Linked DNA regions of Homo sapiens: region 2 is linked to region 1. A link is a contact called in ENCODE Hi-C or POLR2A ChIA-PET data. All regions are on one chromosome and are shown on one strand. The core of a region is the stretch at or near the end of the contact, and the rest is flanking DNA. Distances in the headings are between cores, read along the strand shown. Region 1 has its middle 11 kb from the start of PCSK6. Region 2 holds the start of TARS3 (threonyl-tRNA synthetase 3).

The links. Hi-C counts contacts between places; a loop is a spot of excess contacts on that map. ChIA-PET counts read pairs that join two places held with the same protein, here RNA polymerase II (POLR2A). Pooled maps may share reads with other maps.
Region 2: a pooled map shows a loop between it and region 1 (4-fold over the local background). The contact joins the promoter of TARS3 here to the enhancer-like site in region 1. A Hi-C loop is called at or near these places in 1 of 37 single-sample maps with no recorded cell type and 5 of 50 pooled maps. POLR2A ChIA-PET finds 5 or more read pairs at or near these places in 1 of 52 experiments (HEK293T).

Annotation. Positions count from the first base shown.
Region 1 is chr15:101,499,146-101,501,779 of GRCh38, forward strand. No RefSeq gene overlaps it. Among named protein-coding and RNA genes, the nearest start is that of PCSK6, 11 kb to the left of the region's middle. Within about 2 kb of position 1,351, at least 9 of the 41 ENCODE cell types and tissues checked have a DNase peak (open chromatin) inside an H3K27ac peak, as active enhancers do.
Region 2 is chr15:101,723,150-101,725,783 of GRCh38, forward strand. TARS3 (threonyl-tRNA synthetase 3) reads right to left here and starts at 1,324. Exons shown (of 19, transcript NM_152334.3): 1 at 942-1,324; 2 at 1-15. The coding sequence starts at 1,238. RefSeq lists a silencer at 720-1,609.

The DNA of each region.
Region 1 (2,634 bases), core at 101-2,600:
TGACTGGATTCTTCTCGGTCTCCAGGCAGAATGGCTCTCCCTGGCTGTAGGACCTTATGTTTGGGGGCCCAACTGTGATTTGTGGCCTCACTGCCAGCCCTGTGTGTGACTCACGGTGAGGCCTCAGCAGCTGTTCCCTGCACCCCCATCTAAAACAGCTCCCTGCACCCCCATTTCTCACTGGCAAGATGAAGCCTCAGACCTGGCAATCTCGCTCCACCCCTATTTAAACAAGGCAGAACCTCTGATCTGGAATGTTCCCACTGCAGCCTCTCCCAGAGCCTTGGGAAGGAGTTGGCTAATACAATGCTGGGTGGCAGGGCTGTGCCAGCAGTGCAGTGATTTTTAAAATATGTGTTAGAGCCCTGGGTTTTTCCTATAAATGAGATGGTCGGCCATCATCCTAAATGTCACTCCCTCACTATTAGGCCACAGTGATGTTCCTAAAAGAGTCAACAGTAAAGACCTGTTTGTAGGTATCTAGGAGCCGGCAGCAGACCCTGGGGACACAGGACCAAACGTAGGGAGGTTTCAACTCTGGATCTCCATCGATTCTGAGCACCTCGGTGACCGGGGTGGGCTTCAGGCTTCCTGAGCTGGGGCTACAGGAGTGCAAAGGGGTTTTATGATGAGTCCATGTATTAAATGAAATAAGGGCCCACAGAAAAGAGAAGGCTGGGACCGCAGGTGTCCAAGAAGCAAGGCACAGAGGCAAGCAGGTTCCTTCCCACACGCAGCTGAGGTCCACTCAAAAGGTGATCCTGAAGAAATTATGCTAGAATCAGCAGAGTGGGCCTCGGCTGAGTGTGGAATCCAGCCCACTACTTGCTGGCTGTGTGACCCTGGACCAGGCACCTACCCTCCTATGCTTCCGTTTTCTCTGCTGCAGAAGAGGCTGCCAATGATGCCTTCCCTTAGGGAGTGAGCCAGGCCGTAATTCAAGGCTAGGCAGCACCTGGCAGCTGGCATGCTGGCAGCAGACCTCCTGACACACGTGCCCTTGGTTTGGCAGATGCTGGCAAGGGTTGTGGTGACAGCGGACACGTGAACCACGACAGCTGGAAGGGAACAGTGGAGGGGAGGGCACTATGCTGAGTCACATTTAGACCTCACTAAAACCGAAGTGGTTCCTGTTAACTTGCTTTGGTCTATGTGGTGGATTTAGGGCTTCCAAAAATCCTCTTAAGGCTTTTTATATCCTCCTCACTATTTATAGTCTAAACTCCCCCAAATCCCCAACCCAGACAAAATCATTCCTGCTATGTTTTCTTTCGATGCCAAGCTCACCAGCAGCAGAGAACATAGCTGCATGACATGGGGCCCGATAGGCTGCTCATGCCTGTGCCCCTCCCTCCAGGAGTGAGACTTGGGAAATCCTTTACCCTCTGCAGGTTCTGTGTTTATCCTTTGCAGGGTCACCTGCCACAATGTCCAACTCCTGCCACCCACAGGAACTCCAGCAATGCTACTGATTCCCACCATCCAATATTGTGATTTTTCAAAGGTTGAAAATTTGATAAGCAAACAACACATATGTGGCCCAAATAATTTTGCATCTGGGTCTTTTCATCTGGACTGAGGCCAATGCCCTTATTCTTCTTCCTTCTCCTTCGGAGCCCTTTCTCCCTCCATCCTGTAAAAGTAATCTTTCATTAGAAATCAGCAAAGTGGAACAGTATACTCCCTCCTGAGCATGTACCAGTCACAGGTCACAGGTGATCACCACTGTCAAGAAGAAAGTCTAATTCAGTCCTCACCTTTGATAGACGGGAAGTCTGGAACCTTCTTAGTCACGGCCTCTCAGGCAGAAGATAACAGAAGACTTGCCACAGTGCATGGCAGGGCCACAAGACAGCAGGAGGGGAAGTGACACTCAAGTCCTGTCTCCTGGAATAGGCAGGGGATGGTCCAAGTGAAGTGGGATTGCTCAGGCAGGAGGAGAAGAGGCAGAGGGGCACTGTGGCTAGGGAAGAGGCTCCAGCCCTGACCACCTGGGTTCTCATCCCAGCTCGGCCACCTCCCAGCTGCCTGACCTCAGATGAGTCCATTGACCTCTCTGGGCCTCAGTTTTCCCAGCTGAGCATAAAATGGGCATATTTGTGTCCACCTTAAATGAATTAGTGTACAGTGCCTGGACCTGGGCCTGGCACTCAGACAGCATTATGTGAGAGCTGTTCTCATCAGGCCAGAGGTTTAGCAATACCTCATTGCTACTTGTAAACATGCCTGGTTCTGGAAGTGTCTGTGTGGGTGTGTCTGAGTTAACACAGACATGCCCCAGGCTGGCCAACCCCACAGGCCGGACTTGTATCTCCCCCAGCAGAGACCCCCAGGCCAGCCTCTCCTCTCCCTCCACAGCCCAGACCTAGAAGGACTGCACAGCCTGGGGACCTCAGCTCCTTCCCCTACGTGCCTGGTGAAAGGAGGGAAACAGGCAGTGAAGAAAGAAGGAGCAGAGGAGGAGACAAAAACTCACCTCTCCTGAACCCTCTGTAAGGCTTTTGCATGCATTCGTGTCTGAGCTCCTAAAGTCCGTGTCCTGTTTTACAAACAAGAAAGCCCCGATCCTCCGAGGGAGCCAGGGCTTTGCCTGAGGTCTTGTCAGGTGAACAGTTAGGGTTCTGGAATGGGTGG
Region 2 (2,634 bases), core at 74-2,573, 220 kb after region 1:
TTGACTAGGAGGAGGCTGAAAGATAAATTATAAATGACTCACATCAATGGCAAGAAAAAGCAACACATTTTAAGAAGAGAGTCATGCCAGCAGGCTGCAAGTGCCCCGTGTTTAGAGGCTCATAGCTGGGCTCTCCTGACCACCAGCTACAGCTCTCAGTGGGCAAGTCATTCTCCAGGGTTCAGTCCTTCCTGTCACACTGTTGCTAAGCACATTTAATATATTGTGCTCTTGAAAACCTTTTGTCCTGAACTTTAAACAAATAATGTGGCTGGAAAATGTGTGGTTGCTGCCCGCCACATCAAATGCACTATTTCCTGAAGATGTTGCTAGTTCACCGCAGCTGTCCTTCCTAAAGGACTGCAGAACATCTCAGCCTGAGAAGCTTCAGGACTCAGAAAGTATGATGTTAAAAGAAGATAATTTATCCTTTCTACAAATCATAAAATACTGTATTAAATAAAAATGTTAAATATACAGCTATCCTCTCAAGATGAACCACCAAAACAAGAGCACAAAAAGCGAAAACTTCTCGTCCAAAAAAAACCCAACAACAAAAAAGAACCAGAGGGAATGAGAGTTTACATACGCAGCTGTTAGTCTTTCTGACCAAGGAAAGAATGAGTTTTAAACACTCCAGCATTTTTTCAAACAAATGAAAACACTATTTCTGCTACTGAAAAAGATGCGTGGCAGGCTCTTTAATGGACGAATTGAGAAATCAACAGCATTTGGTTAAGTCTGGCGACTGCTGGAAATCCGGCGGCTCCCCAGGCCACACGGGACCACCGAGCAGGGCAGGGCGGGCCAGCCGCAGGGCACTGGGAGGGCACTCCCCCGGGGCGCCCCCGCACCTGCCCCCGCAGTTGAAAACCTTTCGGTGCGCACCGTCTCGGCCCGCCCCGCCCGCGTCCTCTCCAGTGTCCCCACCGCCCGGTTACCTGTGCGCCGGCCTCCTGCGCCGCCTCTAGCTCCGCGCTCTCCAGCGTGGCCTGGCGGCTCCGCTCCTCGGCGAGGCACAGCCGCAGGCTGCACAGGCGGTGGCGCAGGTCGCAGTTCTCGGCCCGGAGCTGCGCCACCTCCCGCGTGAGGCACGGCCCCTCCGCCTGGCAGCTGTAGGGCGCGTTCAGCTGCTCGTCCCTCAGGCGCTCGACCTCCGACCACAGCCAGCGGATGTCCTCCTCCTGCCGCTCCAGGCGCGACGCCACGGCCTCCGCCGCCAGGGCCTCGGCCGCCATCGCGGCCTCCCTCAGGCACCGACGCCGAGCGGGGTGCCCGCGACTGCGGCGAGGGCGACGCGGACACTCAGCGCACGGCAGAAGACAGGGCTCCCGGGAGGGGCGGGGCGATGGGGCGGGGACGGAGCCATGGGGCCTCGTTGGAGCCGAGGCCTACACGTTGCAGGGGCGGGGCGCTGGGCGGGGAGGGGCGGGGCCTAGGCCAGATACCCTGCAGGGGCGGGGCGGGGCGGGGCGGGGCCTGAGGCCAGATACCCTGCAGGGGCGGGGCGGGGCGGGGCCTGAGGCCAGGCCCACCTTAGGGTCACGGGCAGTGGGGAAATGGGGTCTGAAGGGCCTCCCCTGCCTTTCGAGGCCTGTCTAGAGGCTATTGGCAGTAGTTTTTAGTCCGTTGAAACGAAAATCTTCCAAAACCTTGCAAAAAGGCCATCGTCTGCGTTCTCCAAAAAGGCTTCACCCTTTCTTCCTCTTGAATTCTGGCAGTCACCATTCTTTTGCCTTGCAAACAGGTTCTAAAAAGTGGCCATTCATTATAAATGGACTTTCTGGCCTTTCGTGCCAAACTTGCCCAAGTACTGAGGCCTCTGGGCCAGGGCATATAGAAAATCGCTGTGAAATCTAAATCCGACCAGCACGAAATTACTGGCTCCTTGAGTCTAGGGCAAATGCCACATATATCTTTGTATCCCTCTTAACCATGAGCGTGAAACTTCCTGGAGCAGGAACAGAAATTGATTTTTATCACTATTCTTAGGGCTTAGGATGTGACAAACACTGTTCTAAACTCTGTAACAGTAGTAACTCCTTTAATCTTCATAACAGGAGATACTGTTATATCCGCTTATAGCTGGAGAAATTGAAGCACAGTGAGACTGTGTTACTTGACTAAGGTCACACAGCCACTACATGACAAAGGGGGAATCAAACTCAGATAGTCTGATGCCAGTTTCTACACACTTAACACTAGTACTTTTCAACTTTGGCAGAATTTAATTGAGCATGTCATATAATGTGATACAGGTAATAATGCCCTTATAAGAGTCCTGAAGTGGAAGAGCTTAGCTTGGACTGGTGTGGTTTGAGAAAGGGAGAAAATTTTGAGAAAGGGGAAAAGGTTTATTTTGCTCTGGAAAATAAAGGTTGGGAGATGTTAGCAAGGAGGAAAAGCAGGTAAATTCCACTCCAGGAGCAGAATCAGTGCAGGAGAAGGAGCGGAGGGGGACAAGCTCATTGGATTAAGCTAAGTGGAATCCCAAACAGCACCCAGGAGGAGATTCCATGAAGTATGTTGCTAACCAATATCACTGTATCTTTTTTAGTCCTTCCTCAGGAAGCCTCTGGATACAGTTACATAGGACCCACTGACTCCTCATTATTCATCATTTCTCAATCCACT